2 separate regions of the Homo sapiens genome follow, and region 2 is linked to region 1. A link is a contact called in ENCODE Hi-C or POLR2A ChIA-PET data. All regions are on one chromosome and are shown on one strand. Each heading gives the region's core, a stretch centred on a gene start or an enhancer-like site at or near the end of the contact. The rest is flanking DNA. Distances are from core to core; before and after follow the strand shown.

The links. Hi-C counts contacts between places; a loop is a spot of excess contacts on that map. ChIA-PET counts read pairs that join two places held with the same protein, here RNA polymerase II (POLR2A). Pooled maps may share reads with other maps.
Region 2: a pooled map shows a loop between it and region 1 (3-fold over the local background). The contact joins two enhancer-like sites. A Hi-C loop is called at or near these places in 1 of 168 maps with a recorded cell type or tissue (HepG2), 1 of 37 single-sample maps with no recorded cell type and 6 of 50 pooled maps. POLR2A ChIA-PET finds 5 or more read pairs at or near these places in 2 of 52 experiments (CD4-positive, alpha-beta T cell and activated naive CD4-positive, alpha-beta T cell).

What each region holds. Positions count from the first base shown.
Region 1 is chr5:56,198,636-56,203,733 of GRCh38, forward strand. The region is part of intron 2 of ANKRD55 (ankyrin repeat domain 55); the gene reads right to left. Among named protein-coding and RNA genes, the nearest start is that of ANKRD55, 32 kb to the right of the region's middle. Within about 2 kb of position 2,670, at least 2 of the 41 ENCODE cell types and tissues checked have a DNase peak (open chromatin) inside an H3K27ac peak, as active enhancers do.
Region 2 is chr5:56,010,869-56,015,918 of GRCh38, forward strand. No RefSeq gene overlaps it. Among named protein-coding and RNA genes, the nearest start is that of IL6ST-DT, 18 kb to the left of the region's middle. RefSeq lists enhancers at 1,117-1,186, 1,337-1,466 and a silencer at 1,597-1,646. Within about 2 kb of position 1,548, at least 13 of the 41 ENCODE cell types and tissues checked have a DNase peak (open chromatin) inside an H3K27ac peak, as active enhancers do.

The DNA of each region.
Region 1 (5,098 bases), core at 1,420-3,919:
CTTTTCTCAAAAACAAAAAAAACCAAAACCCATTTGCTTTGTTTTTCTTCTTTATAGTAGGCCTGACAGAAACATACTGAAGCAATCTGGGAGACAACCTGTGATAGATCCTATGCTAAATGTTAATGTTACCTCTGTTGATTTAAAAACACGTGTTTAGGGGCTGGGCAGCGGTGGCTCACACCTGTAATCCCAGCACTTTGGGAGGCCGAGGCAGGCGGATCACGAGGTCAGGAGATCAAGACCAACCTGGCTAACATGGTGAAACCCCGTCTCTACTAAAAATACAAAAAATTTAGCCGGGCGTGGTGGCGGGCGCCTGTAGTCCCAGCTACTCAGGAGGCTGAGGCAGGAGAATGGTGTGAAGCCGGGTGGCAGAGCTTGCAGTGAGCCGAGATCGCGCCACTGCACTCCAGCCTGGACGACAGAGTGAGACTCTGTCTCAAAACAAACAAACAAACAAACAAACCCAAAAAAACCCAAACACGTGTTTATATCTAAGAGTTGAAATAAAAACTTTAACAAAGGGTGGAATAAGGAATTTTACAAATTCTCTTTAGAGAAACCAGCTCTAAAGTTTTAGGGTTGAATTGTGCTCTATTTCAATTCCCTTACCTCTCTAGTTTTCAGTTTATATTAGTTAAATTTTAATAACTTTGCAGGGCCCGGCAAATTAATAACCTACATGAAGTATTTTATCAGAGGGAAACTAATCTTACTGCTGAGCAGTGTGTTGTACTACATAGTGAATGTTTGTGTTTTGGAATCTAACAATTATTTAAGGTAATGGTGTTATGAATGGTTTAAAAATGTCTGGTGACTTGCTTATTTTAAGTGATCACCATTAAGTCAGAAAAATGTATTTTTAAATGTTTCTTAAAGTGGCTTTTGAACATTTTTAAACAGTTGATTTAAATAATGCATAAGATAAATTACCATGTTCAAAGTTAAAAAAAAAAAAAAACTTGGGTGTGGCTTGGTTTGGTGGCTCACGCCTGTAATCCCAGCACTTTGGGAGGCCGAGGTGGGCGGATCACAAGGTCAGGAGATCGAGACCATCCTGGCTAACACGGTGAAACCCTGTCTCTACTAAAAGTACAAAAAAATTAGCTGGGCGTGGTGGCGGGCGCCTGTAGTCCCAGCTACTTGGGAGGCTGAGGCAGGAGAATGGCATGAACCCGGGTGGTGGAGCTTGCAGTGAGCCGAGATCGCACCACTACACTCCAGCCTGGGTGACAGAGTGAGACTCTGTCTCAAAAAAAAAAAAAAGAGGCCGAGGTGAGAGGATCACTTGAGACCAGTAGTTGGAGACCAGCCTGAGCAACACAGCATCTCTACAATTGTGTTTTAATTGTAATATGTATATATATGAAATGTGTAAAAGTCCGTAAAAGCCTGGAAGAACGTGCATCAAAAAGTCTATAGAGATAATCTCTTGGATATTCTTCAGAACTTTCTATATTTTTCAAATTCTCTATAATGAATTTATGTTCTTTTATACCTGTCAGAATAAACCAAATTCAGGCTTACTAGCTTTAATAAACTAATACTAAGGGGGTACACAGAGCCTAGCATATCTATAACTAAGAAAGCAAGTCCTTGCTGTTTGATAACATCCTAAAAAAGAAAAAAGTATGTATTTTGCTAATTCTGACCTTTATAAATACTCTAGTAGGTTTTTTTTTAAAAAAGACATAGGTATGTATTTTAATTTTTATTAATTTTTACCTAAAAATTGGAAGAATAGACAGCCTTAAGATCATTTCTTTCCTTCATTTTTCATGGTCAAAAAACCTAACTGATTTCTGGATGTATCATAAATTATCCAATGTCAAGGGCTTAGCATTAATACTGGTATGTCAGACACGTAATAGGCTATTAAAAATGTTTTAGATTAGAGGACCTTCCTTAGAGTATCTCAAGTTTTACAAAAAGTTCCTTTTTTAGAGCTTCATATGGTGGCTCTGTCCTTGGGTTATTATGGAGCTCTTTGGGAAAGCCCTTGACTGCATCGGTTACTGGGCCCATTTTGTTGAAATTACCCAGAAGTTAGCTTGACATTTGTTCTGCCTAAGCTGTGACCCTTTTGCAAAAGGGCCAGGTCAGTGGAAGGGCACATTGGGTATTGCAATTTCAAGAGCTCAGACCAGGGTAATTTGGGGAGGCTTTCTTTGGTTTATTCTATTCTGAGGATTCTTGGGTGACTAAACACATCCTAGGGTCACCAATGATGTCTGGATTCATTTTGGACAACCACAGAGGACTCTGAAGCTCTTTCTTAGATTGTTCCTTGAAATAGAATTGATTGCCTCTGAAGAACTCATTCATCCATTTACTCATCTACCATATGCTAGTAAAATTGTAGTTACAAAGGCTACAGAGTTTCTGTCCCTAAGAAAGACATGCCCTAGTGGGAAGACAAATGTCTTATTTATGATTGAGACATACTGGAGATATTATGGCAGGACGGGAAGAATCACTTCAATGAACAGTTTCCTGGGCATTCCTCTAATTCCCTCTCTCCCCCTGCGGGATTATCCTGAATGCTTTGAAGAAACTGCATTCTTAGGGGTACCCAGAATGACCTATCCACAAAGTGGCGTCTTTCCACCTTTAAGGAGCATGCCAGGCCTTACACTGCACCACGATGGCTTCATGGGACAACATTGCCACCCACTGGTAATAAAGAGTCTCTGTGGACCTTCACCTGGGCCCTGAGTCAATCTGGAACTCTTTGGCCATGCAAGAACAAGTTAAAGGTCATTGATACAGCTGGCTGGCATTGAAACAAAATTAGTCTCATGTGACTTTTTTCAAATATATCAGGTGACACAAAGCATACATATAGAAAAATGGTAAGAGCACAAGCTCTGGGGCCTCACCTCTAGAGTCTGATTCTGGCACTGCCACTTACCTGCTAGCTATGTGACCTTAGGCAAGTTGCTTAACATCTCTATGTCCGTTCTTCACTTGCCAAATGGATAAGAATAGTGCCTCCCCCTTAGGGCTGTTCTGAGAGCTAAATGAATTAATTCATATGAAGTGCTTAAAGCAGTGCCTGGCCCAGAGTAAATATTCAAAGTGTGTTAATTAGTGGGGTGATTCCTCAAAGACCAAGAGGCAGAAATACCATTTGACCCAGCAATCCCATTACTAGGTATATACCCCAAGGAATATAAATCATTCTATTATAAAGATACTTGCATGCATATCACAATAGCAGCACTATTCACTGTTAGCAAAAACATGGAATCAACCTAAATGCCCATCAGTGATAAACTGGATAGAGAAAATGTGATACATATGCACCATGGAATACTATGCAGCAATAAAAAAGAACGAGGTCATGTCCTTTGCAGGGACATGGATGGAGTTGGAAGCCATTATCCTCAGCAAACTAATGCAGGAACAGAAAACCAAACACCACGTGTTCTCACTGATAAGTGGGAACTGAATGATGAGAACACATGGACACATGGAGAGGAACAACACACACTGGAGCCTGTCAGAGGGGGTGGTGTGGGGAGAGGGGGAGCATCAGGAAGAAGAGCTAATAGATGCCGAGCTTAATATTTAGGTGATGGGATTATCTGTGCAGCAAACAACCATGGCACACATTTACCTATGTAACAAACCTGCACATCCTACACATGTACCCTTGAACTTAAAATGAAAGTTAAAGAAAAAAAAAAACAAAGTGTGCCTGTTGTTATTATTATCCAAATTACTACTTTGACATTGATAGGCACTTGTGTCTCCTTGCTCTTAAACGAGACCCTTTGCCTTGTGCAGCAGGCTGTAGTAATTTTGTGAGCAGAAACATTTTTACCATTTCTCATGTCTTCTCCAGTCCCTCAGGGTGTATTTCCTGAGATGATAAGAGTGTTTTAGAAAGTGTCAGTCATATGAGAAGAAGAGAGTTTCTTTCTAACATTTTAAAGGGAAAAATAGCTCCGAACTTTCCACATGTACCAGTTGAGGGAACAAACATGCAAAGTGACCTTCATACCGTGGGAGTGGAAAAGAAGAGATTTCATTCTGTGGGGAGGAAGTCTTGCAACAATATTATCTCAAGAGTAAATATCTGACTGCAATCAGATCTTTCTTCCTAACCAAATTTGTGATGCAACACATGTTGTGTTTCTTTGAATGTTAGCATCTCTGTGCTCTTGCGGGGGTAGGTTTTCTGAGCTGTGAATGGCATTTCATGTTGAGCATCTCTCCTGCATGAAGAGGACCTGGGGAATGGAATTTTCTGTTTTAAGGAGTGTTTCTGTGTTGAAATTCAGTAAAGATGCCTCTTAGAATGCACTTTAATAGAATGCATCTTTATTTTAATAATATTAATTCTTAAAAATATCTTAATCTTTATGTATGGGGCCTTTAGGATGGAGGCAATATACACATTTACTGATTAATTTAGTACACATGTTCTGCTCAGATGGGCTTTCTCACCCACTGGGGTTTTGTGGAAACTTTTCTGATGTTAAAATATTATGTCAAGAAATACTTTGGTAATTAGGCAGTGATATGGTCTGGCTCTGTGTTCCCACCCAAATCTCATCTTGAATTGTAATCCGAATTGTAATCCCTACATGTTGGCGGAGGGACCTCGTGGGAGGTGATTAGATCATAGGGGTGGTTCCCCCATGCTGCTGTTCTCATAATAGTGAGTTCTCATGAGATCTGATGGTTTTTTTAAAATTTAATTTAATTTTATTATTATTATACTTTAAGTTTTAGGGTACATGTGCACAACATGCAGGTTAGTTACATATGTATACATGTGCCATGTTGTTGTGCTGCACCCATTAACTTGTCATTTAGCATTAGGTATATCTCCTAATGCTATCCCTCCCCACAACAGTCCCCGGTGTGTGATGTTCCCCTTCCCCTGTGTCCATGTGTTCTCATTGTTCAATTCCCACCTATGAGTGAGAACATGCGGTGTTTGGTTTTTTGTCCTTTCGATAGTTTGCTGAGAATGATGGTTTCCAGCTTCATCCATGTCCCTACAAAGGACATGAACTCATCATTTTTTATGGCTGCATAGTATTCCATGGTGTATATGTGCCACATTTTCTTAATCCAGTCTATT
Region 2 (5,050 bases), core at 298-2,797, 190 kb before region 1:
GTCACTTAATCCCTTCGACCATCTGGAAAGTGGCACTACTGTCCCATTTTACAGATGAAATCAAAGCTCAGAGACACTAGGGAACTTGCTCAAGGTCACACAGTGGGTAAATGTCAGAGCCAGGATTCTAATTCACATTTGTATGACACTGAAGCTCAGGCCCTTTCTATCACTTACAGTTAATGAGTGTGGATGACCCAGAGACTAAGATTGTTTCCTTCATGGCCACATCTTTAATTTCTGCCAATCTGAAAACAAAACTTCTGCACAAGCGTTAGTGTCCTTAACCAGAGCTGCTTGCCCAACACAGTCCACACCATTAAGATTCTCTACTGCAAACAGGGCTTTCGATCCTTCCCTTTTACAGTGAATTCACACTCAGTTTGACCCCAGCTCTCCAAAGCTTTCTATCTGATCTTGTTTTCTGTTTTCAATTTTCATAAGCATGTCAGATTCCTTTCTTGAATGTGAAGGGGAGGAAAAGAATCATTATATAGGCCGGGCGCGGTGGCTCACGCCTGTAATACCAGCACTTTGGGAGGCCGAGGCGGTCGGATCACCTGAGGTCAGGAGTTCGAGACTGGCCTAGCCAACATGGTGAAACCCAGTCTCTACTAAAAATACAAAAAAATTAGCTGGGCGTGGTGGCGGGCACCTGTAGTCTCAGCTACTTGGGAGGCTGAGGCAGGAGAATCACTTGAGCCAGAGAGGCATAGGTTGCAGTGAGCCATGATCACACTGTTGCACTCCAGCCTGAGCAACAAGAGCGAAACTCCATCTCAAAAAAAAAATCATTATATAAAGTCAAATATGGATACCTTTTGTTTGAATAAACATGAGAGATTAGGGCAAACACTCAGGTTAAATAGGATATGACTACTGCTTAGGGTTAAAGCATGACAATAAATATTTTTAGACAACTAACTGAAAGACAGGTCTGTCCTCTCATTTTCCTGAGACCCATATACATACTTGAACATTAAGCAACGGGTCCTGGAGAGGGAGGTAAGAAGTATTTCACATTTCTACAATTTTGCTGAAATAATCTTACATGTAGAACATACACATCATGCTTTTATTTGGAAAACCTCATTCCACATGGAGGGCATTTGGGCTGTGACGGGGTGGGCAGATGACTAAGTCGGAGTCAGAACATCTCTATTTGAGCTCTGTAACTTCCTGACTATGCAGCCTTTGGCAAATCACATAATCATTCTGAATTTCACTTTCCTAATCAGTAAAATGTGACTAACAACAGCTGTCCCTGACTACTGCAGAAGGATAGTATGAGGGCCAAATGGGAGAAGAGATGGGAAAGGGCTTTCTAAACTGTAAAGTGCTGGGCAGATGTTAAGAGTTAATGTCAACTCTTGGAGAACATCCTAGCTTTGTGTATTACTATGAGTGAGAAGGTGGCAGGCTGCGGAGGTGGTGGTGGTGTGCTAAGGAGGATACTGGCAGTTTTTATATTCAGATGCTAAATCACAGCTGTTGGGCAGGCAGAAAGCCAGGGCAAAGCCTGCTCTCTCTAGCTGCACCTGAAACCCCAGTTTCCTCTACACTATTCACTAACTGCCCTGCCTATGAGCAGGGAAGTGTAAGGCCCTTCACCTCCCACAATCACAAGCAGGAGGGAAGAAGCCAGCACTGAGCCACAGAAAGGCTGAGTCACTAATAAAAACTACCATTTATCAAATGCTTACTATGTGTCAGGCAAGATGCTAAGCATTTTACATATATGATCTTATCTATTTCTCATATCAGCAAATAAAGCTGGTCTGATTATTATCCCCATTTTACAGATGAGGAAAGTGAGAGTCAGAGAAGTCAAATGACTTGCCTACGATTGTAATTAGACAGGAGTCTCTACCAAGAGTCAAATCCAGGAGATCTGATTGTAAAACCCACATCCTCAAACACTAAGCTATACTGCAACTTCTGGTTGCAACCTCACATGCTCAGCTTCCTGCCACCAAACACAACTCCATTGGTGGTATCCAGTTCCAAAGAGAGCAAATACAGAAAAGGACTTTGGGCGCTGATGCTGGCCGGGCAACTCCATTTCCTACTCACCACGCAGACCTCCCTTAGTACAATAATGTCCTAACTTGAGGAGTGACCAGGCATTTACCTGGTAACCTGTATCTTCTCAATGGGGAAAGAAAAGGAGAGCAAAATATGTTTGTGCCTCGAGTGTCTGGCTAATAGTTGTCATAAAGTTGTTTAACTCTAGTTAGGCCACAGCAGAATTAGAGTTATAATTTATTTTTTTTTTTGAGACAGAGTCTTGCTCTGTCTCCCAGGCTGGAGTACAGTGGCTCAGTCTCGGCTCACTGCAAGCTCTGCCGCCCGGGTTCACACCATTCTCCTGCCTCAGCCTCCCGAGTAGCTGGGACTACAGGCGCCCACCGCCACGCCCAGCTAATTTTTTGTATTTTTAGTAGAGACGGGGTTTCACCACGTTAGCCAGGATGGTCTTGATCTCCTGACCTCGTGATCCGCCCGCCTTGGCCTCCCAAAGTGCTGGGATTACAGGAGTGAGCCACTGCACCTGGCCAGAATTAGAGTTATAATTAAGGCAGGACGTGCCAAGGTGATCACAGCCAAAGGTCCCACTGTGACCTGGGAATGCGGTTGTTGTTAGCAGCGGCAACAACTGGTACTTCACCCAATCCCTCATTTCCATAGATCAACACAATCTCCATCTATAGCAAACATTTACTTAGCATCTGTGGAGTGCCATGCTCAACGTCAGGTGCCAGGAACATACACATGATAAGGCACTTTGACATGAGAAAAAGCAGTAGAAGGAAGTATATAATAATAACAGATTGGTGCTTCAGAAAGTACATGAAATTGAATTCTGAAGAGGAGGTGATATGGTTTGGCTGTGTCTCCACCCAAACCTTATCTTGATTTGTAGCTCCCATAATTCCCATGTGCTGTGGGAAGGATCTGGTGGGAGGTAATTGAATCATGGGGGCAGGTCTTTCCCATGCTGTTCTCATTATAGTGAATAAGTCTCACACCATCTAATGGTTTTTTTTTTTTTTTTAATTTTTATTTTTTTTATTGATCATTCTTGGGTGTTTCTCGCAGAGGGGGATTTGGCAGGGTCATAGGACAATAGTGGAGGGAAGGTTGGCAGATAAACAAGTGAACAAAGGTCTCTGGTTTTCCTAGGCAGAGGACCCTGCGGCCTTCCGCAGTGTTTGTGTCCCTGGGTACTTGAGATTAGGGAGTGGTGATGACTCTTAACAAGCATGCTGCCTTCAAGCATCTGTTTAACAAAGCACATCTTGCACCGCCCTTAATCCATTTAACCCTGAGTGGACACAGCACATGTTTCAGAGAGCACAGGGTTGGGGGTAAGGTCACCGATCAACAGGATCCCAAGGCAGAAGAATTTATCTTAGTACAGAACAAAATGAAAAGTCTCCCACATCTACTTCTTTCTACACAGACATGGCAACCATCCGATTTCTCAATCTTTTCCCCACCTTTCCCCCCTTTCTATTCCACAAAACCGCCATTGTCATCCCGGCCCGTTCTCAATGAGCTGTTGGGTACACCTCCCAGACGAGGTGGTGGCTGGGCAGAGGGGCTCCTCACTTCCTAGTAGGGGTGGCCGGGCAGAGGCGCCCCTCACCTCCCGGACGGGGCGGCTGGCCGGGCGGGGGGCTGACCCCCCCACCTCCCTCCCGGACGGGGCGGCTGGCCGGGCGGGGGGCTGACCCCCCCCACCTCCCTCCCGGACGGGGCGGCTGGCTGGGCAGAGGCGCTCCTCACTTCCCAGTAGGGGCGGCCGGGCAGAGGCGCCCCTCACCTCCCGGACGGGTCGGCTGGCCGGGCGGGGGGCTGAGCCCCCCACCTCCCTCCCGGACGGCGTGGCTGGCCCGGCAGAGGGGCTCCTCACTCCCCAGTAGGGGCGGCTGGGCAGAGGCGCCCCTCACCTCCCGGATGGGGCGGCTGGCCGGGCGGGGGGCTGACCCCCCCACCTCCCTCCCGGACATGGGGCTGACACCCCCACCTCCCTCCTGGACGGGGCGGCTGGCCGGGTTGGGGGCTGACCCCCCCACCTCCCTCCCGGATGGGGCGGCTGGCCGGGTGGGGGGCTGACTCCCCCACCTCCCTCCTGGACGGGGTGGCTGGCCAGGCAGAGGGGCTCCTCACTTCCCAGTAGGGGCGGCTGGGCAGAGGCGCCCCTCACCTCCCGGACAGGGCGGCTGGCCGGGTGGGGGGCTGACCCCCCCACCTCCCTCCCGGACGGGGCGGCTGCCGGGCAGAGGGACTCCTCACTTCTCAGACGGGGCGGCTGCCGGGCGGAGGGGCTCCTCACTTCTCAGATGGGGCGGATGCTGGGCGGAGGGTCTCCTCACTTCTCAGACAGGGCGGCTGGGCAGAGACGCTCCTCACCTCCCAGACGGGGTCGCGGCCGGGCAGAGGCGCTCCTCACATCCCAGACGGGGCGGCGGGGCAGAGGCGCTCCCCACATCTCAGACGATGGGCGGCCGGGCAGAGACGCTCCTCACTTCCCAGATGGGATGGCTGCCGGGAAGAGGCGCTCCTCACTTCCTAGATGGGATGGCGGCCGGTCAGAGACGCTCCTCACTTTCCAGACTGGGCAGCCAGGCAGAGGGGCTCCTCACGTCCCAGACGATGGGCGGCGAGGCAGAGACGCTCCTCACTTCCCAGACGGGGTGGTGGCCGGGCAGAGGCTGCAATCTCGGCACTTTGGGAGGCCAAGGCAGGCGGCTGGGAGATGGAGGTTGTAGCGAGCTGAGATCACGCCACTGCACTCCAGCCTGGGCACCATTGAGCACTGAGTGAACCAGACTCCGTCTGCAATCCCGGCACCTCGGGAGGCCAAGGCTGGCGGATCACTCGTGGTTCGGAGCTGGACACCAGCCCGGCCAACACAGCGAAACCCCGTCTCCACCAAAAAAGTACGAAAACCAGTCAGGCGTGGTGGCGCGTGCCTGCAATCGCAGGCACTCGGCAGGCTGAGGCAGGAGAATCAGGCAGGGAGGTTGCAGTGAGCCGAGATGGC